Regions from separate parts of the Homo sapiens genome. Here all the other regions are linked to region 4. The links are chromatin loops, found by intact Hi-C in ENCODE. Cell type or tissue: Calu3. All regions are shown on one strand. Region 1 has its middle 19 kb from the start of PRDM8. Region 2 overlaps LINC00989 (long intergenic non-protein coding RNA 989). Region 3 overlaps LINC01088 (long intergenic non-protein coding RNA 1088). Region 4 has its middle 13 kb from the start of PAQR3. Region 5 overlaps ANTXR2 (ANTXR cell adhesion molecule 2).

The links. Peaks named below come from ENCODE experiments on the same cell type or tissue, not always from the same donor. Only the 100,000 strongest peaks of a DNase experiment are listed, where the experiment ranks them.
Region 1: it touches region 4 in a loop (10-fold over the local background); 86 of 110 quality-filtered maps call a loop at or near these places.
Region 2: it touches region 4 in a loop (17-fold over the local background); 56 of 110 quality-filtered maps call a loop at or near these places.
Region 3: a loop joins it to region 4, with 4 times the contacts of the local background. A loop is called at or near these places in 12 of 110 quality-filtered maps.
Region 5: it touches region 4 in a loop (9-fold over the local background); 9 of 110 quality-filtered maps call a loop at or near these places.

Annotation. Positions count from the first base shown.
Region 1 is chr4:80,213,822-80,218,821 of GRCh38, forward strand. No RefSeq gene overlaps it. Among named protein-coding and RNA genes, the nearest start is that of PRDM8, 19 kb to the left of the region's middle. In Calu3, a CTCF peak has its summit at 1,891; no DNase peak of the experiment used is centred here.
Region 2 is chr4:79,574,307-79,579,306 of GRCh38, forward strand. LINC00989 (long intergenic non-protein coding RNA 989) reads left to right here. Exons shown (of 4, transcript NR_038826.1): 4 at 835-2,154. The region is part of intron 1 of LOC107986294 (a long non-coding RNA gene); the gene reads left to right. Among named protein-coding and RNA genes, the nearest start is that of LINC00989, 84 kb to the left of the region's middle. In Calu3, a CTCF peak has its summit at 2,286 (motif pointing left); no DNase peak of the experiment used is centred here.
Region 3 is chr4:79,039,389-79,044,388 of GRCh38, forward strand. The region is part of intron 2 of LINC01088 (long intergenic non-protein coding RNA 1088); the gene reads left to right. Among named protein-coding and RNA genes, the nearest start is that of LINC01088, 70 kb to the left of the region's middle. In Calu3, a CTCF peak has its summit at 2,908 (motif pointing right); no DNase peak of the experiment used is centred here.
Region 4 is chr4:78,949,555-78,954,554 of GRCh38, forward strand. No RefSeq gene overlaps it. Among named protein-coding and RNA genes, the nearest start is that of PAQR3, 13 kb to the left of the region's middle. In Calu3, no CTCF peak of the experiment used is centred here; a DNase peak (open chromatin) is centred at 2,527.
Region 5 is chr4:79,914,983-79,919,982 of GRCh38, forward strand. All of the region lies in intron 16 of ANTXR2 (ANTXR cell adhesion molecule 2), which reads right to left. Among named protein-coding and RNA genes, the nearest start is that of PCAT4, 90 kb to the left of the region's middle. In Calu3, a CTCF peak has its summit at 2,420 (motif pointing right); a DNase peak (open chromatin) is centred at 2,389.

The sequences.
Region 1 (5,000 bases), 1.3 Mb after region 4:
TGAACTAACTTCTCTAAACTCCAGTCTTCTCATCTGTAAATGAGAGAGTTAGATGAGATCAGAGATTCTCAGACTTCAGAATTTGTAATAATTACTAGGGAGAGTGGTAAATAGGCTTGGCTCTAATTTCTGGAGATTCAGAATGAGGGCAGCAGTGGCTAGGATACTGATTTTTTTTTTTTTTTAATAGGGACTCACTCTGTCACCTGGGCTAGAGGGCAATGGTGTGATCATAGCTCACTGCAGCCTCCAACTCCTGGGCTCAGGCAGTCCTCTGTCTCAGCCTCCCGAGTAGCTGGGACTACAAGTGCATGTCACTGTGCCTGGATAATTTTATTTTAAATTTGTATAGATGGGGTCTTGCTTTGTTACCTAGGCTGGTCTTGAACTCCTGGTTTCAAGCAATCTTCCGGCCTTGGCCTCCAGAAGTTCTGGGAATTACAGGAAAGAGCCACACTGCACCTGGCCTGTGATTTGCATTTTAATAAACCCTCTGGATGATTCTCTAACCACGTCTGGGAAATATTTGTCTAAATCAATGATTATTCATTGTGGTCCTATTAGAAACATTTAGAAAGTATTAAAAATATACTAGTGACTGGTCCCTCTCCAAATTAATTCATCATAATATCTGGGTATTTTGTCAGGGCATTGCTAGTGCCTCAAAAAAATCTTTGTGCATCAAGGGTCAAGAATCAGTGGATTAAATAATCTATAAGAACTTTTCTCAGCTTTTGAATTACAACTTCCAACCTAGCATTCTTGGTTCTATATCACAATACGTCGGTTATAAATGTGGAGTATGCTGTGTATGCAGACTTGCTAGTTATTATGAGCTGAATTATGCCCCTCCCCTCACCCAAGTTCATATGTTGAGGTCTTAACGCCCAACACCTTGGAATGTGACTGTATTTGGATTTAGGGCCTTTAAAATTAAGTTATTGGTTGGGTCCTAATCCAATAGGGCTGATGTCCTTATATGAAGGGTAGATTAGGACACAGATAACACAGACAGAGGGGCGACTATGTGAGGATACAGTAAGAAGGTGACCATTTGCAAGCCAAGGAGAGAGACCACGGAAGAAACCAAACCTGTCAACACTTTGTTCTTGGCCTTCTAGCCTCCGGAATTGTGAGGAAATGAATTTCTGTTGTTTAAGTCACCCAATATGTGGTATTTTGTTATGGCAGCCCTGAGAAACTAATACACTAGTCAAATAGTTCACTGAAACCTATCTTACTTTGAAGAAAATAATGTTCGTCTAATTAGTTCAGAAACAACATATCTCTAAGTATCGACATAAATACACTAAATTAAAGGCTTAACTATACAAAAATAAGTGATTTTGTAGTTTTTTCCCCCAAAGTCATGATTGAAAACAGGTTATGGAAATAAGTAATGCCTTTTAAAATATCATGATCTAACCTTGAGGATGATGTTTTAAATAAAAGGATTAAGAAAGAGCAGGACTAGAAATAATTTCAGTGCTTTTCACTACCAATAATGAATAGCAAACCCAATTTCAATTAAATCAACAAACAACTACCAAATGTTTAACGTTATCTGGTAAGATATAATGTAAATTTTAATTATGAACATATATGAAGCAGAATCTGTTATTTTAGTTTTGATGCCAGGTTTTTATAAAACCACCCTGTCTATTCCCCTCGTATATCCCAATTTCTTAAGTGTCTTCCTTAAGGTTTCCTCAATCTTAACTTTCATCGTATCTATTCAAAGTAAAAATACTAGAGATCCATTTAAAATCAGAGCCCGGGAAAGAACAAACTATTAAAGAAAAAGATATATTGCCACCTAGTGGAAGACAGGCGGAATCATCTTCTTGTAATTCAAGTTTTAAACCACAGAATGGTTAGTACAAGCAATGTTTTTAAATGGTTTTTGATAGTGTGTAATTATGCTTTGTTATTTAAAAGATGTCTTTCCTGTTTAGCTGCTAAATCACTTTTAACTTTTGAGTTATATATTTAGCAATCACTTAAAGGTATACGCTGCTGCTATATATATTGAGCAATAAAGTTGAACATAGTCTTTCTCAAAAACATTGAGCTAGAATGCTAAAAACACTTACAGGTAATTCTGAAAAATATTTACCACCCACAGAATGTCAGTAGTATGGTAAACAGCCAATGTAAACATAGCTGACCAAACATTGGTAAGTCACTTCTCTGGACCTGTTTCCTCATTTAAAACAATGGGGTTACACTATGTAATTTATAAAATATTTTCAATTCTAATATAATTAGATTAAGTAGTTATAATATACACTTATATTTATTATGTTTTAGGTCTCTGTAATAGTTAGGTGAGTGACCAAACTTGGTTTAGAAAGTAGTATTGGTGAATTATTTGGTGTGTGTCCTTGAAATAACATTTCAGCATAGAACTAAAAGAAGTTTATTAATGGGAAGGAACTTCCTATCTATTTATTTGGTTGCCAGGTTTCCAGAGTTTTTTTTTCCATGAGAGTAAGGTGACCTGGCTAATTTTAACTTCAGCAATTACACTCTATCCAGCTAAATTATCCTTGCAACTTTTATTTGAGTATAACATCGTTTATTGTTTCCTGTCCTAAACTTTTAGGAAGTTGTTATTAACTGATTTACTCTTGTTGACCTTTAACAAATACACAGGATGATATTAACTACTGGTAATTCTATAAGAGCCTTTCTTTCTATAGGCCAGGAAAGGAAAGGGGAGTTTAAAGATACTTCCCTTTTAGTTGCCCTTGGTATGTCCCAAGAATGTCACAATCCTTAATTAGTTAACCATATGATGTGCAGGACCTCTGAAAAGATTTTATTTCAGATGGTATAACGCAAGGAGCTTAAGTTATCAAATTGTTCTTGCTCCAATTGTTGGATACAATTTCCTTCTGTACAGTATTTAGAAGTGTCACCAAAAGACTTCCCTTTCAAACAGAATGAACTTAATGTGAAAATGTCAATAAGTCTAATAAAAATAAGGAAGCATGGTAAATTAGTAGGTGTCTTGAAATACTACCGAGAGGAAGTTTGCTATCAGCACTCAACTTTTAAATAATTAGTTGTGAGAAACTGCATATTATAATACATGATCATTAATAAAATAGAGTACTTAGAAAAAAATTGATATCAAACTTCTGTTTGAGGCTTTGTCCAGAGATAAGACACACAGGGAGGCTAATTATAATATTTCTAGTAACTTTTCTCACTTTTTCCTTCTATCCTATCACCACACACACACACAAAAAGAAAAGAAAACGAAAAAGACAAAAAAAGGTTAATTTTTCAGTTTACATTTATTCTGAATAAAGTTTGGAAAAATAAATTTGGAATGAAGTCCCAAATGTGAAGCTGGAAACTACCCGCCTTGTTAGAATATTTTAACTGCTTCTCTCAACTGCATTTTCTATACAAATTATATGGTCATCAGATTCAACTAGTTTGAGAAGTAAAAGTTTCCATTTATAATGTGAAATACTCTTTCTCCTGTCAGCTTGTGTAGCTGCCTCACATCACTTTCATTATCCGTGGCACCAGCCTTTTATATATTGTCTTCAAATTATTCAGGTAGGTAGCTTCAGCAATTTATATACATTTATATATATATATATATATATATATATATAAATGTATATAAACATGCAGTACCTCTTTTAAATATATATAAAATAATGCAGTACCTCTTTTAAATATATATTTATATATATTTTATATATATATAATTTGAAACAACAGTTGGATGTGACTAGAACAAATTGAAAGTAATCACACATGTCATTAGAGAAACAATTTCTGTAGGTTTCAAAACCCTCTTAGATTGACCTATGTCTTAAATTTCAACATAATTTAATATATCTGTTCCTTGAACAGATACATATGTCAACTGATTACCATTATCATTCTCTTTAAGATAGCATTATTTCCTTAAATTGTATTGGTAGCAGTACCAAATAACAAGCATAATGATGAGATGATGCCCTACCTAGTAATCTGTGTTGGTCTCTTTACTGTTGCTTATACCACAGTACCTGAAACTAGGTAATTGGTAAAGAAACGGAACTTATTTCTTACAGTTGTTGAGGCCGGGAAATCCGAGGTGGATGAGGCACATCTGGTGAGAGCTTCTTGCTGGTGGAGACTCTCTTTGGTGGGGCGTCACATGGTGAGGGGACTGAGCATGTTGATGTCCTTGCTCGGGTCTCTCTTTCTTTTCTTATAAGCCACCAGTTTCCCTATCATGATAACCCGCTAATCCATTAATCCATGAATAGATAAATCAATTCATGAAGGCAGAACCCTCATGAGTCAGTCACCGCCTCTCAGTACTGCCACATTGAAGACTGAGTCTCAACATGAGTTTTGAAGGGAACATTCAAACCATAGCATAACCTATAATTAAAATATTCCATTCCAGTTAAAGAAGGCATTCTAAGTGGAGACCTGTGGAATGGATACTTTAAAAGGTAACTTTGTTCTGACTTTATTATTTTTTTTTTCATTTTATTACTCAAATGCACATTCATTTGATACACATTTCAGGGAAGGTGAATTTAGAAAGTTAAAGGATCTTTGCCATGGTAAATGAGAAGAGATTTCTGAAGTTATACATGTTAAATTTCATGTATTTTCTGTGGCTTATAATAGTAAGAAGCTGTAGTGTAATGAAGTACTTTGGAAATGCTGCTGGTACTCAGAATTTGGAAAGTGTTAAGATGAAAAATGTCTAAGAAACATAGGCATACTAAAATGCTTTTTTTTTTCCTGGTAAAATATCAGTATGCTTAGGTATAAAATGTTTTATTAACCCTCAATTGTATTGTATGCACTTATAAACATGCATGATAATAAGCTTATTTATATTCAACCAAACATTTATTTGGCAAGCAGCCGAGGATATTCTAGTGTTCTAAAGTCAAAAAAATGCCTCAGAGATTCAAAGCCTTTTGTTTCTTTTTCAATATCCCAAAGCATAGCAATTCTTTGTCTTCTTTTTG
Region 2 (5,000 bases), 620 kb after region 4:
GTTTGAGTAGTTTAGAGGTATGTTTAAAGGGGAGCATTAATCTATCAATACAGTGAAAAAGCATCTATAAGTGATGAGATTGTATGGTCTATATCTGATATAAATAAGCTCACTTAATATCTACATATATAGTGAAGACTACTCATAATCTCAAGAGATTACTATCCAGACATGTGAAAATTGTATATCCACTTGCAAAATTCCCAAATAACATGAAGAATGCATAAATGCAAATTGAGAGGTTTACAACAATAGCTGTCAGAGGAAAACCTGAGCTAATTGGTGAAAGGTGTTAGAGGCAAGGTTCTGAAGCATGAATGAGAATTGGATGAATGAGAAATAAAATAGAGGGAATGTGAGAAGGTCTGCATGAGCAAAGGCTCCAAAGAAGGATGGTGTAAATCTTATTTAATGGAAAAGCACATCAGAATAGGGGCATTTGCAATGAGGGTAGTGGTCATAAAGAGTAGGTGACTTTGAATATCAAAATAAAGAATTGATTTTTATTTAGAATTGTGTATCGTTTCAGTCTATGAGGCCATTATATTTTTATCTCATGTTTTATAGGCAGAAGTATCCTAATCTTTATATGAACCCTTGCAGAGCAAGGGTAAGCTTCTTATCTAATGTTACAGGAGCCGTGAAACAAGCACAGGATTAAGACTTAGAAAGCGTGGATTTGAATTCTGGGGCTGTCGCTTACTAATGGATGATTTTTGCATGTTGCTTAACCTCTCTGAATCTTAGTTTCTTTATGAACATCATAGTACATAGCTGTTGAGATTGGAGAGCCGAGATAGTTAGGATTAATCATGCTTCTTTCTTCCACTCCAGTTTTGAAACCAATGGAGAGATCAACACAAGCTTTGGAGAGGAGATCAAAATATCTGCTTCACTGGAAGGAGTTTTGGATTGCTCAACAAGGTTCAGATCTGTGGCATAATCAGGCTTCCTAATCCTGAACCAAAGTTGTTGTTGTATCTCGTAGTTGTCACCTGAGAGCTGACTGACCTGTTTCAAGCATATGTGAGATGCCTTCTGGAAATGCCCGGAAGCATATAGCTAATGGGATGAGGCATTTCAAGGTTGAACTTCAGCAAGAGCAAGTGGGATAAAGGGCAAAAAGCAGCACATTCCTTTCAAAATGTCCCCATTTTAAACTGCAGGCTAGAGTAGACAATGGAAATATATGACATATAAAGAAACTGGTGAGATTATTAAGCAGAGGGCCTTCTGGGGAGCATTAAAGAGTGAGCAAGAAAAATTTCTCAGACATGGTGATTCTAGAATTGAAAAATCATAGACTCTTTCTCTTCTCTCTCCTTTGAGAGTTTCCAGATGAATTCTTGGATCTGGCTACTGAGCAAATATATGAATAATAACCTAGGATCAGCTGGGTATAAGAGGTTTCCACCAGAAGTCCATGAAAACCAATGTTTTTAAGCATCTATTGGGCAACTACCATAAACAATCAGCAAGATGTTTAAACAGTTGATTCTGCCGGCGGCCCAACCAGTTTTTAACTGTATCACGAAAACTGGCCTGGGGGTACAGTCTGAGATTATTCCAGCCCTGCTTTTACACCGCCAGAAATTCCCTTTCTGTTACAAATTTCTACCCCAGAGAGGTTTGCATATTCTTGGCATTTTCACTGTGCATCAGTGAATCAGCTAGCCTACGGGCCAAGGAGAGGGGAAAAAAATCCCAAATAAAACTCAACCCAGTTAGGATGTCTTCATCTATTTTTCAGTGGGAAAAAATACAGCTGGACTCAGTGACTTCAGTCAAAAGCAAACATTACTAGTTGCTTCATTTTTCTAATTTTTATTTTTGACTCTCAAGTTTTGGAGGGCATAATAAAGACATAGCCTCAGCAAAGTCACTTAGAAGATTGAGTTCGTTATTTTGCAAAGCTTGGGTAGTGACACTTCTGCAAAATGCACAAGCACATGAGCAGAGAGATGTGTGAATTCAGGAAAGCAGCCAAATGCACATCAGAGCTGAGGAATGTCACAGCGAAATGAAGAAAACTTGTAAACACCTATCTGTATTTTTAGGTAGAGAATGTTCTAACATATTGCCAATGGGTGCTGCCTGTGTGTTCCTTCCCCTAAGCTTTAAACTCAACTGATATTAAAGGTGATTTGAAAACAATGAAAATTGACAGCTTTATTAATCTAGATGGTGTGTGTGAGAGAGAGACAGAGTGTGTGTGTGTGTGTGCGCGAACACGCACATGATGTGTGACTGCTGCATGTATAGACTGTGCATTTTTACTGTGGGCCTTGCACAGACGAGGGAGCCCTCTACTGATTGGAAATTGTACTAGATGTAAACTATAGAGGGATGCTTTCAGTGCGTTGCTCATGTATCCTCCAAAATGCAGACATTTTGCTTATTTATTTTTCAAATTATGACAGCAGATGCTTTATTTTCGGAAAGGAACTAGAGATGTCAGTCATCATGTGCATACAAGTATATGTCATTCCTTCTATTTAAGGTAAAATTCTTTGATTAAAAATATCTACACTCAGTCTTCAACCTTTTAATATAAAGATGATTGTAACACAATTAAACCACAAATGTCTACATGACTGTGATGAGAATGTGTGACAGAGATCATAACCGCGTTTATCTATTATCATGGTTTATCACACACTATTTTTTCCCTTAAGCGTGTATTTCTTATTTTATACTTTTTTTTTCTCAGAGCATAAAGACAGTTTTAGGGGTGACAATTTGAACTCATTCATGTGGACAGGTTTGTATGTGCTATATTTTCATATGCATAGTTAAATCATATTATTAAGTCCTGTGTACAGACAAGATTAATATTTAGTTGCTTTTGAGTTTAGATACCTGATTTTTAACCTCATGTCTTTATAAAATAATTATAGTTCAACTTTTCATTAATTTAAATCAATGAATAAAAGTAAAATATGGCTGGGTGCACTGGCTCACACATATAATCCTAGCACTTTGGGAGGCTGAGGCAGGAAGATCGCTTGAGTCCAGGAGTCCAAGACCAGCTTGGGCAACATGCCAAAATCCCAGCTCTACAAAAAATACACCCAGGTGTGGTGGTGCATGCCTGTAGTCTCAGCTACTTGGGGGGTGGAGGGGGGAGGATGGTTTTAGCCCAGGAGGTGGAGGTTGCAGTGAGCCGAGATCACACCATTGCACTGCAGCCTGGGCGACAGAGTGAGATCCTATCTCAATAAATAAATAAATAGAAATATTGTTCGCTTATTTTCAACATGACTGGCCTAATCCTATTATGGGATAGTCTCTCTTACCCTAAACGAGTTTTTTAATAGATTGTTTATTATTAGAATGCCAATTATTCCAATTTTTAACAAAGAATTAACATTTTTCTTGGAAGTTAGCTTAAACGTTTATTAGTTTTATATATAAATTTTACAAGAGAGCCTTTATTAAATCAAATTTTTTTAGAATTAAACTCAGTTTGAGTCTCATTCTGTACATAACTTTAACCCTAACCGTAGTTGAAGGCACTGTGTGTTGTTAAACAGCTACACCTGGAATTAACATGGCAGCATAGCTGACTGGGACATGACAGTGACACAGCTTTAACATCTGCCATCTTTTGACCACCAGCATTAATTTTGTTTCTACATCCAATGTCCTCATCCCTCACCAATCTGTCACTCTTTCTGTGGTTCCAACATTACAAAATAGCCATTGCCTTTATTTCATTGAGGATAAAACACATAATGTCAACCTAGGATGATCAATTTACTCTGCCATTAACAGCCACCATTTATGAAATGCCTACTGTGTGCCAATCCCTTTTCAAAAAAATGACCCAAACCTTAGAAATCTGCATGGGAAATCTCACTATTCCAGTTTGTCGGTTGGTATTCTTTTTGTTTGCAAATGACAAATTGTACTCAAACAAAGTTAAGCAGAAGAAGGGGACTGTATTACAAAGACACTGGAGTATCTCATATAATCCCAAAGGTCAGGTATTGCTTTCTCAAATGACATGTCCTAATAGCTTCGCCGAGGTTTCATTTATTTCTTACTATGAGTTCACTGAAAGTTAGGTGTGGATAAAAGTATCAGTCATTATTTCTGAGTATTAAACTACAATGATTTTTGGATATGGCTAATTTCTAATATCCCTAATTTTAATTTTGTTTAAGAGAGAAAATCCTTTTTTGCTGATTTTTCTCTAATGTTTTTCACACATATTTGAGTAAAAATAAATGCCAAATCAGTTTATATGCCAGCTAAAGAGTTTCATAAACTTGCTACATAGCTTGTAATGCTTTCAAACTAAAGGAGTAGGCAATAATCAACTATAATAAGTGCTATAGAGTTTCACATTTAGTTTTTATTTCTGTCACTTGTCTATGATTCCACAACAAAGTTCTGGCAATGGTCTGTGGTATCCCCAGTTCCTTCCCCTTGTGGCTGAAGAGCTGGTCAGTGCAGTGACTGGGGAAGTGACCGCAGAAGGAGGGCTGGCAGGATTGCCACAGCGGCGGCTACTGTGCCTGTCCTCATAGTTTAAGCATGTCTCTATGTTGCTGGTGGAACAAGTGGTGACTCTCTGAATGTAAATGCTCCCAATCTGGTTTAATTTACCACCATCACTGGAATCTCCCTTTCATTCTAGCTTGTCTACTGGAATCTGCTTTAGATTCTGCTCTGGTCTCCAGCTCTGCATAGGAATGCCCTGTATATTAAACCTGAATAACAATAATTCAGTGTATTGATGGACAACTTACATTATTAGCATGCAGTGCTGGGATTAGAATATTAGGTGGTGAGATCAAGGATAAGGTGAGATAAGATCATTTAGGATATCTGGTTTCTCTACATTACTGAGAAGGTCATCAGGGGCAGGGATGGGAAAGGTTGAGTTGGCTATGCATTTCACTTACAGTAAAGACCTGCTTTAGTTAGACTGCTCTCCTATTACTAGATAAAAATGAGATCCTGTTGTATGATTGTTGGGGAGTATGTGCCATTCA
Region 3 (5,000 bases), 90 kb after region 4:
AGCATAAACACAGTTTCTCACATAGTTATACTCCTCTCGCTATCCAGTTGAGTGCTATGTGCGCTGTAGAGGTTTAGTAATTATTTGGTGTTTTTGGCAAGCTTATCTTTTGTACATTCTTCTTGATTCCTAAACCTTTTAGAACACCCCCAACTTGAGCTTTCAGTGCAGCAATAACGTGGATATCTCTCTGCATCTCCATGTAGCTGCAGTTTTACATTGAACATAATTTCAATGTCAGTAGACTGCATGGTCTGCTATGTCAGAAAGAGGCAAGACATAGTGAGCTTTCCTAATACCTAAAATGCTCCTGTGGTGGTAGTGGGGACCAAAATCCAATGGGATTAAGAAAGATGGGTATTAAGCAGACTGCTTATATTGATATTGGAGAGAGTCAGGTCAAGTTTCGACCTTTTCATGTGTATTACCTAGTTTGGCAATGGCCTCCCCTACTCACCCAAAACCTGAGCAGATATCCTGGGCATAATCCAGTGCTCACCCCTATTTCCACACATGCTTTTAGTAACAGGATCCTATCCCATTCCTCTAAATCTTAAATTGTTCTCCCATTCATCCCTGTCTCGTCATTCCCATTGCTATTTCAGTCTTTATAACTTTGGTCCCACAATGTTTCTCTCTCTCTCTCTCTCTTTTTATGAATGAGCATTTCCCCACATTATTAAATTTCCTTCAAAATATGATTTTTATGCTCAACATCACTAATCATTAGAGAAATGCAAATCAAAACCACAATGAGATGCCATCTCACACCAGTCAGAGTGGCTATTATTAAAAGTCAAAAAACAACAGATTCTGGCAAGGTTGCTGAGAACAATGTATGCTTATATACTGTTGGTAGGAATGTAAATTAGCTCAGCCATTGTGGAAAGCAGTTTAGTGATTTCTCAAAGAACTCAAAACAGAATTACCATTTGACACAGTAATCCCATTGCTGAATATATACCCAAAGGAATATAAATTGTTCTGCCATGGAAACACATGCATGCATATGTTCATTACAGCATTATTCACAATAGTAAAAACATAGAATTAACCTAAATGCCCATCAATGGTAGACTGGATAAAGAAAATGTGTTATATACACACCATGGAATACTGTGCAGCCATAAAAAAGAATGAGAACATGTCTTTTGCAGCAACATGGATGGAGCTGGGGGCCATTATCCTAAGCAAACTAACACAAGAACAGAAAACAAAATACTGCATGTTCCCACTTATAAGTGGGAGCTAAACATTGAGTACATATGGACACAAAGAACAGACACCGGGGCCTGCTTAAGGTTGGAGAGAGTGAGGAGTGTGAGGATTGAAAAACTACCTATTTGGTACTATGCTTATTACCTGGGTGCCAAAATAATCTGTACACCCAGCTCCCATGACACACAATTTACCTATATAATATACCTGCATGTGCATCCCCAAACCTAAATAAAAGTTCAGACAAACATGATTTTTATGTTTTTGTGTTACTTTATCATATGGTTGTGTCCGATTTAAAAATCCCTCTATTTTGGCCAGGCGCAGTGGCTCACGCCTGTAATCCCAGCATTTTGGGAGGCCGAGGTGGGTGGATCACCTGAGGTTAGGAGTTCGAGACCAGCTTGGCCAAATGGCAAAACCCTGTCTCTACTAAAAATACAAAAATTAGCTGGGTGTGGTAGGGGGCGCCTGTAATCCCAGCTACTCACGAGGCTGAGGTAGGAGAATCGCTTGAACCCGGGAGGCAGAGGTTGCAGTGAGCTGAGATCTCACCACTGCACTCCAGCCTGGGCAACAGAGTGAGACTCTGTCTCAAAAAAAAAAAAAAAGAGTACCTCTATTTTTACTTAGATTATTTCCCCTCTTGGGCTCTTATAAATAATATTTCTGTACACATTTATATTTAAAAACATCTCTGGTCATTTCCTTAGGCTAAATTTCTAGAAATACAAATTCAGGGGCATAAGATCATATTTTTTAAAATAATGAAATACTTATTCTCCCATCAAAAGTATGATAGCATCTGTCTCACTAGAGTCTTGATTATTATTATCTAAAACAATCTTGTTAATTCAGTAGATAAAAATTTTATGTTATTTTAATCAATGTTTTTGAATGCTAGTGAGATAGAACATTTTTTGCATGTGTGTGTGATTTGCATCTCTAATTTTTGTAGTTTGTGATGTTTTGAATAGACATTTTAAATTTTAATGTAGTAAAATCTATTTTTTCTCATTTTCTACTGGTTTTATATTGATAAAACAGTTACATAAGTTAAATATTTATCTTTATTTTCTTCCTATTTTATAGTATTTAAAAAACCCAAAATATTTAACTCTTTATCTAAAATACATTTTGGTGCACCTTGTAAAATGAGCATTCAAAATTAAATTGGATAAATTTAATTTTTTCAAATAGGTAATAGTTTTCCAATTGTTAATTTTTACACAGGTTCTTGACTAGTTTCAAATACTGAGGTTTTAAATTTCATTTTTATATTTGATAGACTGAGTGCTCCTTCATTAATTTTTTTTCCAAAATATCTTTGTGTGTGTGTTGATTTTTCATCCAGAGAAATTTTAGAATAATGTTATCTACCTTCTTCCAAAATGTTACATTGGAAAAAATCGACATATTTAAGTATTTTGTGTTTCTTCATTTAGTCAGATCTTATTTTACATTTTTTTCAGTAGTCTATTTTTAGTCAGATAAGTTCCATACATATTTTTGTCATGGTTATTCATAGGCATTTTGTATAGATTGCTACTCTGAATAAGATATTTTATTCTACTGTATTTTCTAGCTCAATTTACTGGGATACATCTTTAAAATAGTTTTTCATAGTCATTTTTAATAGTTCCCACTGTTAATTTCAGCACCAGAGGGAGCTGTAGGGTAGTGGAAAAAGCCCTCATCATTGAGAAGGCCTGAATCTGAGTCCAGGCTCTGCAAATTATTTCCCATGTAGCCTTGGCCAAATTATCTATGAAATGGGAGAATTCTTCCTGCCTCTCACAGGGTGTTGGGAAAATCCACTCAGAAGAGTAGGCACTCTTATTATACAATGTGGGCAGCTGATTAATTTACCTAGGTGTGAGGCAGAACTTAACAGGCAGTAGTTTTTATCTGGAGATGGGGAAAAAGAAAAAGCATTAGTAGCATTTCCAGGATTTGATATTAAAGTCAATATCAGCTTCTCATTTTATGCATTATAAATATCACCTGAAATTGGATGACAGATCATTAGAATGGTATTGCGGGACAAACAGTGACTGGGAAGCCAGGGAACATGAGTCCTGGTCCCCACGGTGCCACTCTGTTGGGTGATCCTGCACCATTCAGTCTTTTGGGACCTCAGTTTGCTAATATGTAAAATAAAAATTCAAATGTAAGTCAAGACGCATAAACTAATTCAAGATTGTTTCCACAAATAAAATTAGTGTACTCAGTGGAATACATGACTTATTCTGGACATGCTTTATGATTTTCTGGATTGGTTTCCAGTGTCCTGGTGTAGACTTATGATACCTGATTTGGATGGGTTTCTTGCACTGCCTAAAGTTATCGTAATTGACAGGTTAACAAACGTGAATCTTTCAGGATTTTTTTTTAAAAAATAAATAAAACGATGGTGAAAGCACTACAGTTTTTCTATTTCAAATATATACATGTATTTAAAAATTCTCAAGCTATTATGTCTTTTAGACTATGAAAGCATCAGCAGACCCTTAACTAGAGCTTTGTGAGGGGCAGCGCTGCAATCCAATGAATAATATCTATGAATCCAGGATCACGTTGGATATTATCACTCATTACCATTGTGAGAAAAGGATGATTAAACTAATAGTTACTCGGAGACACTTCTGATGACAGGAGGCTATGATGAAAATAAACTGGCTTCAATATACATTTAGAACCGGTAATAATGGGATGTGGCAGGAAGCCAATAAATGAACATGGCCCTCCGCTCTGATCAATGAATTACTTTCCCTTCTCTTTCCCTGCTCTTGAGGGCAGCACAGGAACCTTAATGAAAAATCAATAACCCTCTGTAATTCAGAAATGGAATCAATCGTTTGACCTGACTTTTTCTTTTTCCTTGCTAAGAGAATGCTTAGCTCAAGATAGAATTCAGTTGTAAAGAGCTGTTCTTCAAAAAGCCTACAGAAGACACCTGATATCAGTCCACAACAATTTATACCTGCGATGGGTAGGACTTTTCTTCCTTGCCATCTTAAGGAGTAATGAGTCTTACGTTTATTTTCCCCCACAGTTCTTCCTCATAATCCCTATCTTAAAAATTATATGCAACCATTAGTTGTTTTGTTTTTTTAATGGTTCTTGTGGCAGTTACTGCTATCAGTGCTGCAGATGCTTTAAAACATAGGTTGATAGCTGTGGATGCTGTCTTTAAACCCATCTGGGATCAAATGGGAATCAATTTTTCCACAGATCTCTCTGCATACTTCCTCTAGCATCTGTTAACTATTAAATTTGTGCTCAAAACAAGCCAGGGCCCACGTGCCCTTGACCTAAAGGCAATTAGGACAGGCTGAAAGGTAATTAGGATGTAGGTTTAAAAATAGTGTTTTCAGGTTTTTATTGAAAATCTCTTATGACATAGGACGAGTTCTCAGGGCCCCTACTATATCACATGCTGTGGTGTACTGGTGAATCTTCGGCATCTGGCTTTCTTAGTGGGTGTGGCCCTAATTTGCAGGTTTTGCTGATTTCCATGGTGCTAATAGTACCACTATGGCTGATTTCAAACCACTATTGTGACTGTCACTGAACATGGAGTTGGGAGGAGACAACACAATGTACTCAGCTTGTGAGCTGGCCCTAGTATACCACAGTTGGCCATTTGGCACCTTTGCACAAATTAGAAAACAAACTCCCTTCTGTGTGGACACCACATGACTTGATGAGTGGTATGGGGGAATAGATTTTAATCCCCACTTTGCCTCCTGGCCAAGCGTTATTGTGCAGTATTTTAATCT
Region 4 (5,000 bases):
TCCTATTAACTACAAAAATGACATTCTAAATATTCTGAAACATAATACAAAGCAGAAATCAATAAAGCTTAAATGTGAGGGATAAGCTTATTCATTACTCTAGGAGTCAGGGTTTTTTAGCCTAAAATGTATTTATAGTAATAGTGAAGTCTGATTCACCAGAAATGATGTACAGACATTACACTATAATATTTAATCTCCAAATGGCTACACTTTGAAAATTAGATCTAAAACCCCCACAAATGATAAACATAACTTGATAATCAGTAATGTATATTAAATAAGTAACCACATGCTCTTTAAAGATGTTTTCCTGTTTTTATGGTGGTCCATTACAGTGTTCCATTTCAGGGTGCTCCATCAGAGTTCTTGCCTTGGGTTACATCATCTCATCCCAATGCCAAGCCCATCTTTTCATTTGAAACTCACAGCCAGCACTTACAATAAGGGTCTTCATGTATCATAGAAGGAACATGTGCTAGACCCAGATGGACGTGAGGCTGAATCTGAACAATATAACTTACTGGCAAGTTATAGAATTTCTCTTGGTCTTGATTTTCTCATCTATTAGATGAGGATAAGTCTAAACAACCTAAATAACTTGACAGGGCTTAAAGTCACACGAAATAACATATACAAAGTACCTGGCACTGAAAAAGCATCAATAATATTCAATTCCCTTCACCTATGGCATTTTAAATTTTCCGAGGAATAAATTCCAATGTTTATTTATAAATGTTGCCCAAATTTGTAGTGGGTTGTTACAGATCATTCTTATCCAGGAGATTTGAACGTGTAAATTTAACAACCCAATCATATCCAAGGAAATATTCAAAGGCAGTTGATGCAGTTTCCACAGGGCCTTCTTAAAATTAGAGATAGATATTAAAATAAAGAAAAAAAACTATGCCTCATTGAAAAAGTTTACATTTTGGGATACAAACCCTATCTTCTTATTACTTGTTTTCTTATATTTTCTTCGGTATGAATATATACACTCCAGTTCAAGAAAATGAAGGGATTTTTTCTTAATTTGGGCTGATGTATTTTTATTTTTAATAAATGCTGTCAGAAACAGGACCACCATTTGCAGAGCCCAGAATTAAACAAACACCATCTTGCAGAATGGTTAAGAAAATGCATCAGGAACCACTAATAGTAGAAATCACCTCTTATAACAGACAGGAGTAGTAGCTTGCAATAATCTCATATCTGATTTGAACTTATAAAATTGAGGAAGTTCAGTGGTGGCTTCATCATCTATTTGCAGTGTAAAATTTAGGAAAATATGCATAAAAGATGAAAAATGCAAGTTAACATAATGTTTCATTTTTCAGTGGTGTTTTGAATTATTATTGGGAGCCTGTTTGTATCAGAGAAAAGAATGAGAAGAGACATTTATCAAGAATTTAAAGGAGCTACTCTATAGTAAAAGATGATTGGGTACATCTTCAATAGAATTCTTTAACTCTATTGTGGCAAATTGAGAAATAGGTTGAAATAATGGCGTAAAACCAAAAAAATCAAGGTTGGCTCTGCTCTTTGGAGTACCAGGTACCACATACACCACAAGGCCCTGCCTAACTCAGAAGATCATCTCCATTAGTCCAACACAGAGACCTAAATGATTGTTGTGTCTTCAGAAATACCTCATGAAAAAGTGTTCAAATTACTTTGGTGATGAGATCAATTAGCATTTGTCGTGAAATCATTTACCAGATTAGCTAGTCACTACCTAGGTTAGAACCCTGAGAAAATAAAGCACAGGCAGTTTAGTTTTGTTGAGAGTAAGGGGGATTGTGGGAAGTTCCTAGCATGAAGTATTTATAAGGAAGAAGGAAGGAGGAGCTGAAAAAGGAGGTGGGAGACAGGGAAAAGGAAGCAGGAGCATCCTGGAGTCTTAGAGGATCAACTGGCTGTAAACTTTTGAAAGACAGGAAATATGGTGGGTTCACCATTGTATGCAGGTTAAATATCACAGCACCTGGGACATAGCAGGTGCACAAAAAAATATTTATTGAACAGATGAAAGAACGTATGTTCTAAAATGAGGGCTGGTATCGATTCTGAAAGGGGCGGAAGGAGAGCATTCCAAAGTAAATTTATGTAACAAAGTTTTCCTGGCCCTGGCCCTGCTGAAGCTTGTAGAGCCATGGGTATGAATATAAGAGGCTGTGGAATTTCCTTCTGTAAGATCTTTAAAAATGGTATAGATTCTTACATATCTGGAGGGGTTCCTATGAAAACCAGGAGAATGATCTGAATAATCTGAATAGCCTCTGGTTCTTTCTTCCTTGGGCTTTTGATTTGTTTTTGTTTTTCAATTTCAAGAGATGCAATGCAAAATTATATATTGCCATAATTACTACCATGCAAATAACAATAATAATTTATTGAGTTTACTGTATGCCAGACAACTTGCTGAGTGTGGAATCTCCACTAATGAATTGTCTCATTTTTATTAACTCTGAGGATTTTGTCAGTTATTATACAGTCCTCCTGCAGATGGCACTCTTCTCCTGCAGAATTGTCACCTCTTGCGCTCTGGACTTGAGCCTTACACTGAGATAGGGATGAGAAATGAGTGATTTTAAGGTTGGTACACTATGATTAAAAAAAAAATTATCTATATATGATTTGAAATTCCTAAATATGAATAATCCAGCCCATTAGAAATTTAAAGAGTTTTTAAAATACGAAACTTAAGTTCACAAAATTTTTCAATGGCTTTGCAGCTTTGTCTTTATCTTTATCATAACGGAACATAATTTGCTGTTCTATTTTCCTCAGGAAAACTAAACAAAGAATGTTTTTTGACAGGCAAGCTTCAGCTCAGAAGATGGATAAATAGCTCTTCCCCTCCCCTATGCTTCACTTTGAACTTCCCTCTCTACCTAATCTCTGGCTCATCTTTCCTCTTTTGGAGGGCCCAGGGTGATTGAGCCTGTCGAGATGAATAGCTGGTGAAATCTGACTGGTTCCTGGGTGGGCCACTGTTCATCAGGCTCACCTGGTCCAGCTGGGACTCAGCTTTTCCTTCCACAGTGTGGCCACAGCTAGCGCTGAGTACAGGCCTTCGGAAACCTGCAGGTATAGATGGGTAAAGCAGAATTAACAACATGCCCAGAAATAGCAATTTCGTTATTACTATTCCACGGTATTTACAAAGACACTGTTTTGTGCTTGCATAGCTTTCTTTATGCTTCTGGGCAAATGTGTAAAACATTTTTAGCTCTTATGTGGCTCCGGCAAGTCAATATGTCACCTCCAGTGATAGCATCTAGTTGTCTGGCACACATGTGAAACATTTAGAATTATATAGCTCAGAGCTCTGGAATTGGTATTACCTATTTTATCAGATGCCTGTGTATAGCGCTATAAGGCACTGCTTCTTAGAGTATGATCTATTGATCATCTGCTTGTGAATCACTAGGATGTATGTTAAGAACAACAAAAATAAAACAAAATCTTAGACCTGCCTTTCTTCCCAGCTGCATAACCAGACTATGAAGGATTTAAAAGAAACTGTCATTCTTGCCCTCACTAAAGCTTCAGAACCATGAGAAAACAGTGCTTTCAGGAGCTAGCAGTTCCCTGAGCACAAATTAAAAGTCTGATTTTAGTACTGGCCTCCAACTACTATCCTTTTCCACTTGGGGATATCGTTAGTGATCTCCCACTCTTTTTATTCTCAATTAATTAAAGCTTATCCCCAGAGTCTTTATTCAGTAAAGATGATCTGAGAATCCCCCTAAGTTTAGTGCTTTTTAATAAGGTCTCCACTGCTTGCTTAAGGGAACTCTAAATTCCAGCACGCTTCTTTCTTCTGGATTAAGGGCTGGCGCAGTCAGGATCTCTTGTGTAACTTTGTCCTCCTCCTACCCACATCTGTCTGGTCTCTTCTGGCCACCCTCTTTTCCTTCGTACTAGCAAGCAATGATTGTTTAAGATCTGATCCAGTGTCCTTCCTCAGAGGAGAATTCCTCGAATCCTCCTGGAAGAGGTGGTTGAACAGTCAGAGCAGTTACTGCACTGCTCCGTAACTTGTTTCCTATCATCTTGGAAGTAGTTCCCATCTTATTTGAATCCCTGGTATTAAGCCTAGGGCCTTGTAAATAGTAAATGCTCAGTAGATGTGTATTGACTCACTCAAAGATTAAAAAAAACACCTTTCACTTCTGTTCTTGTATAAAATTATAAACCAAATGTTAATAAGTGAGCTCCTTGAGCATACACCCATGGCTTTTTCGTCTGTTAACATGAACAAATGAACTTGTGAAAGAAAATGTTCTTTTCCATATACAAACAAAATGTTATTTCCATATACAAACTTGAGACACCGTGGACACTAAGGATAGGGGCCATATTTCATTCATGTTCATACCTCCAGCTCTTAGCACAGTATGTAGCACGTAATAGCACTTGCTAAATGTTTGCTGAAATAAAATTCAAGAAGCTACCCACGAATCACTCTATGTTACCTCAGGCAGTACAGGAGAAAAGGCAGCCTCACTTTTACATATGTGCCTGGAACGTTCTCACAAGCAGAGAGTTAGTTAGAGGGCTTGTCCTAGGTGCTGCAGCTATTTAGAGGTGGATGCCAGACTAGAAATCGGGGCCGTTCAGGTTTAGAGGAGTCATGCCTCAGCAGGAACAGGTGGAAAAACAATCTTTTTGAGCAGGCTGTAACGCAACATATCGTTGGTAGGGGGCAATGCTGGCACACAATATACATGAAAGAGGCCGACTTTCAGAAGAGGAGACTTGGGAAAGTTTAGGGTATCCTTTGGAATCAATGGATGGAACCATGACCAGTGTAACAGCAACCACAACCAGCACCAGAGCCAGAACTAGCACCACAACCACCACCAATATTAATGGCCATTTATTTCATGATTGGTGAATGGCAGCACTGATTTTTTAGAACCGAAGTCTTCTGATTTTTAGTTTGATATGGTTTTTGTTACACTGTGCTATTTTTTTAATAGAGTTTTTTGTTT
Region 5 (5,000 bases), 970 kb after region 4:
CTGGTCATAATAAAGGCTAAACTCACAATCGGAATCTTTAACTTCACTCAAATAATTTTCAGGCAATGATTAGTATATCTTAGAGTGGGAAGCTTATTGACATTTTCCCAGAAATTGTTGCTAGCAAAACCTTCTCATGAGCCTCATAATAAGTAAGAAGGGAATGGAGATGCCCTGAAGAAAAATGTCTGATATTACATTACTACTCTGCAGTTAAATAAACCAAGAGGTGAAAATATGACAACAGTAGGAACTGACATATTTGCTGTTGCCTAGGTATAGAGACCCCAACTCCACTGCAATATTTAAAACTGACTTCACTGTCTCATTTTCACCATGGCCGGTAATAGCAGCATTAACCAGAGCAAGTGTCATGTCTCCCATCTCTTGAGCATTAAAATTCCACTGGCATTAACGCTTGTGAGCTCCTTTACTAGCTATCTGCACAGGATGTATTTCACTGCTATAACTGTTATAGTATTATGCTCACCTCATAAATATCCATTGACAAGCTGAAGCAAACAACTGCACTTTAGTTTAGACTTTTCAAACACAGTTAGCTGATTTATTTATAAATCACTTCTAAAAAAAGGTTACTAAACCTTCATGTTGTGTACGACAGTAAAGAGTGTTTCAAATTTAAAATTGTATACAAAGCATCCACACGCATAGACACAGAGACAAATCAAGAGGTCCAGGAAATCACTGATATAAGGAGAGACTTGAGAACACAATAGCCATTTTGAGTAGAGATTTTCTGTAGCAAATGGAGATACAGAACTGAAGAAAAGGCATGTAGTATCACATCTTTCTCTCTCTGTCTCTGTCTCTGTCTCTGTCTCTCTCCCTCTCTCTCTCTCTCTCTCTCTCTCTCTCTCTCTATATATATATATATACATAAAGAATCTGTGCTATCTTTTGCTCTAAATAAAACTGCAAAATTTTGAGCTGAAATATAAATTCCACATACTCTTTTCTAATGGAAGCTCAACCTATAAATGTCCAATTTTACAGTAGAGACCACGCACCATATGGATATTCAGTAGATGTCATGAAGAGAAGTTCTGAGTTTGGCTGAAAAATTTACCTTTAAATGTTTTTTATTCAGTATCTTTAATCTGTCATGGCACCTGCAAAATTTCAGTGACTCTATACATATGGTTAATATTTATTTTGCAAATACCCATTTTTAAATATTTGTTGAAATTCAGGCATACAGTTGGCAGTTAATGGTACACCTAAACCACACCTCATAAGATGAAATAGATGCTTCTAAATTATTAATTCCAAGTAAGATACATATCTAGATGTAGATATAGATATCTATAAAAATCTTTGTTGGAAATACCTTCTTTTGTGCTTCCTAATAAGTCAAAATGGGAGGTAGATGCCCCAAAGGTATTAATAAATAGATATAGATATAATCAGGACAGAATTCTATATACCTTTTTAGTTGCTTAACATTTATTTTGTGAGGCACATAGTAGATAATGTAGAAATTGTTTTCTGCTTTCTAATCTCAATTAGAATACAGATCATTTCATAGATCTTAAATCAATAGTAAAAAAATTTCTCATAATATGACCTTAAAGCAATAAAAAAACAGAAAGCAATTTATGAATATTGTAGCATTACTGGTGTTAACAAGAAATTGAAAATGATCCAAATGTCCACCAGGAAGAGAAAAGTCGAATAAATTAAGATACAGATAGAAAATGGAATGCTATAAATAATATACATCTGTTAGAAAGAATGAGGAAAATTTCTATACACCATTGTGGAGTGATGAACAGGATTTATGAAGGGGGTTAAAATGAAGGAGCATATAGTATACACACTATAGCATCTTTTATATTACAAAAAAGAAAGATACACTGGCATTAACATATGCTTAATTTTTAAAGGGAAAGAAAAAAATAATTCGTTTGAAAATAAAATTGGTTAGCAACAGGTGAGAGGTACAGAGTAGACTGAATAAGAATGTAAATGAGATAAATTTCAATATATCTTGTTATATGCTATTAAATACAAACATGTAAATGTTTGACTTTTGAAAAACAGTTACACAATAAAAAGAAATCCCAACAAATTAAAATAAACTTCACTAAGTGCAAGGCGGAGGCCTGCCAAAAGCATAGAACATGGCAGGAAAGCTGGTGTGGAGAGGTCCTACCACAGTATCTGAGGCTTTCTTTGAGAGCCAAGAAGTAGTCAACTGAAGGCTGGGAGAAAGGCAAGAGGGTAGAGAAATATTTCCTCCTCCAAAGGCACATGGAGCCTTCTCAAAGGGAATAGAAGCAGCCCACTGAAGGTTTGGGACATGGCAAGAGGAAAGAAAAAAAAATAGCCCTGAGGGACCCAGAGCCTTCCCCAACCACAAGGTGGCAGCCTGCTGAAACCTGGAAGCAGAACTGAGAAGTATCCCACCAAAACTCATGGGGCCCTCTCAGATTGCAAGTCATTGGCCAGTCCAAGTCTGCAGGCAGAAAATCAGTTTGAAAGTGGGTCTCCCAAGGTACAGAAAGTTTGGCCAGTTAAGGGGACTGTGGCAGTTAGAGACAAAAGAGACCTCCGCTGCAACTTTACAAGCTTGCTGATGAACTGTAATGGAAAAAGCAAGAGAGATAGAGATAACTCTCTACTGAAGGCAAATCCTTAATCCTATCCTCAAATTCATGAAAGCTACTAGTGAACTAAAAATAAGTAAGAGTAAAACTTAACTACAGATTAGCAACAGGACAAAGGAAGTGGTATGTGCTTTTCTAAGGGTAAACGTTACCAGACGAGTCTCTTTTTTAATTCCCAATATCTAGTATAAAATTACAAATTATGGTACACACAAAGAAGCATAAAAGTATGACTCATAATCAATGAAAACACAGATAATATAGGCAAATCTACAGGTGGTTTAGATGTTGCAGTTAATAGACATGGACTTCAAATAGCTATGATAAAAATAATAAAAGATCTGGCAAAAAAGGCAGGTAACATGCATAAAGATACTGGGAACATCAGAAGAGATGGAAACTATAAATAAGAAACTGTAATAATAGGATACCAAAACTAAAGAGAAAATATACAATATCCGAAATAAAAAATGTATTTGATTGGTGTTAAAGTAGAACGGACACAGCAGAAGAAACACTCACTGAATTTGAAGGTAGGAGAATAGATATTGTTCAAATTAAAAAATAAAGAAGAAAATAACTAAGGAGAATCTGAGCCCTATGAGACAATATCCAATGGTTTGTCATATAAGTAATAAGTGTCCCATAAGGAGAGGACAAAAAATGGGGCTAAAAAACTACTTGAAAAATAAATGCTCAGAACTTCCTAGAATTGATAGAAGACACAAACTTACAGATCAAAGAAACTCAGTTAACCATGAGAAGGATAAATACATAGAAACCCAGGGAATATAGAGTTAAACTTCTGAAAACCAAGAATGTCATGAAAGCATAACTCTTTCCCCTTACCCTGCCCCACAATGAGATATAAAGAGGGAATGGTGATAAGCACGACAGTTGACTTTTTATTAAAAAACAATGAAGGACACGAGGCTATGGAACACTCTAAAATAGTAAATGGGGAAAAATATCAATTAAGATGTCTCCATTCAGAGAAAATACCCTTTAAAACTAAAGACATTCTCAGACAAACAAAATATGAGATCATTTATCCACAATAGCTTTTAACAAGTGCGAAAAGTTCTTGAGACAGAAGAAAAAAGACACTGGGGATGGAAGCTCAGGTTTGCAGGAAGAAATAGAGAAACAGAATAGTAAATATGTGACTAAATACACAAGTAATATAAATAAAGAAAATAAATTTTTATGACACTATTACTTAAAGGAATAAATAATAACATATTGAATTCATAACATATGTAGTAGTAGAATACATGACAAGAGCATAAGGAACAGAAAGAAAAAAATGGAAATTATACCACTGCAATGTTCGCATATTGTTCTTGAACTACTTTAATATTATTTGATGTTATACTGAAAGTTAAAGTATATTGTTATTTCCTGAGCAAGCAATGAAAAACAAGATAGAGAAATGGCTAAAAAGATAACAGAGGAGATAGAACATAGAAGAAAAAAATTGTTAATCTAAAAGAGGAAGAAAGGAACAGAAGAAAAAAGAATGGATATGGCAAATAGAAATCAAATACAGTAAACTTAAGAACTGGAACAAATAAACTGGACACAAGACCACATACAGAAAATAAATATTTCAAGTGACTTAACGCAGTATTTTGCCTGTATAGCAACATTAGAATATGAACGAAGGATAAATGGAGAAGCAAAGAAATGTTTCACTTAATTCACCAGTCTTAATTTTACTATTTGTTATTAATTCATAGTTATATAATGTGATGGTTAATACTGAATGTCAACTTGATTGGATTGAAGGATGCAAAGTATTGTTCCAGGGTGTGTCTTCAAAGGTGTTGCCAAAGGAGATTAACATTTGAGTCAGTGGACTTGGAAAGACAGACCTACTCTCAATCTGGGTTGTCACCATCTAATCAGCTACCAGCATGGTCAGAGGTAGAAGGACATGGAAAGACTAGTCTGGCTTAGTCTTCTGGCCTATATCTTTCTCCCATGCTGGATACTTCCTGCCCTCGAACATCAGACTCTGAGTTCTTCAGCTTTTGGACTCTTGGACCTTTGACCACAGACTAAGGCTGCACTGTCAGCTTCCCCACTTTTGAGGTTTTGGGACTTGGGCTGGCTTCTTCGCTCCTCAGTTTGCAGATGGCCTATTGTGGGACCTCACCTTGTGATCGTGTGAGTCAATACTCCTTAATAAACTCCCTTTTATATATACATCTATCCTATTAGTTCTGTCCCTCTAGAGAATCCTAATACATATTTTATATATATATATATATATATATATATATATATATATATATATATATATATATATAAAAAATGATAGGGCAGACAAGTAATTACATTAATATTGTTAAGACTAAGATTTTTCATGTT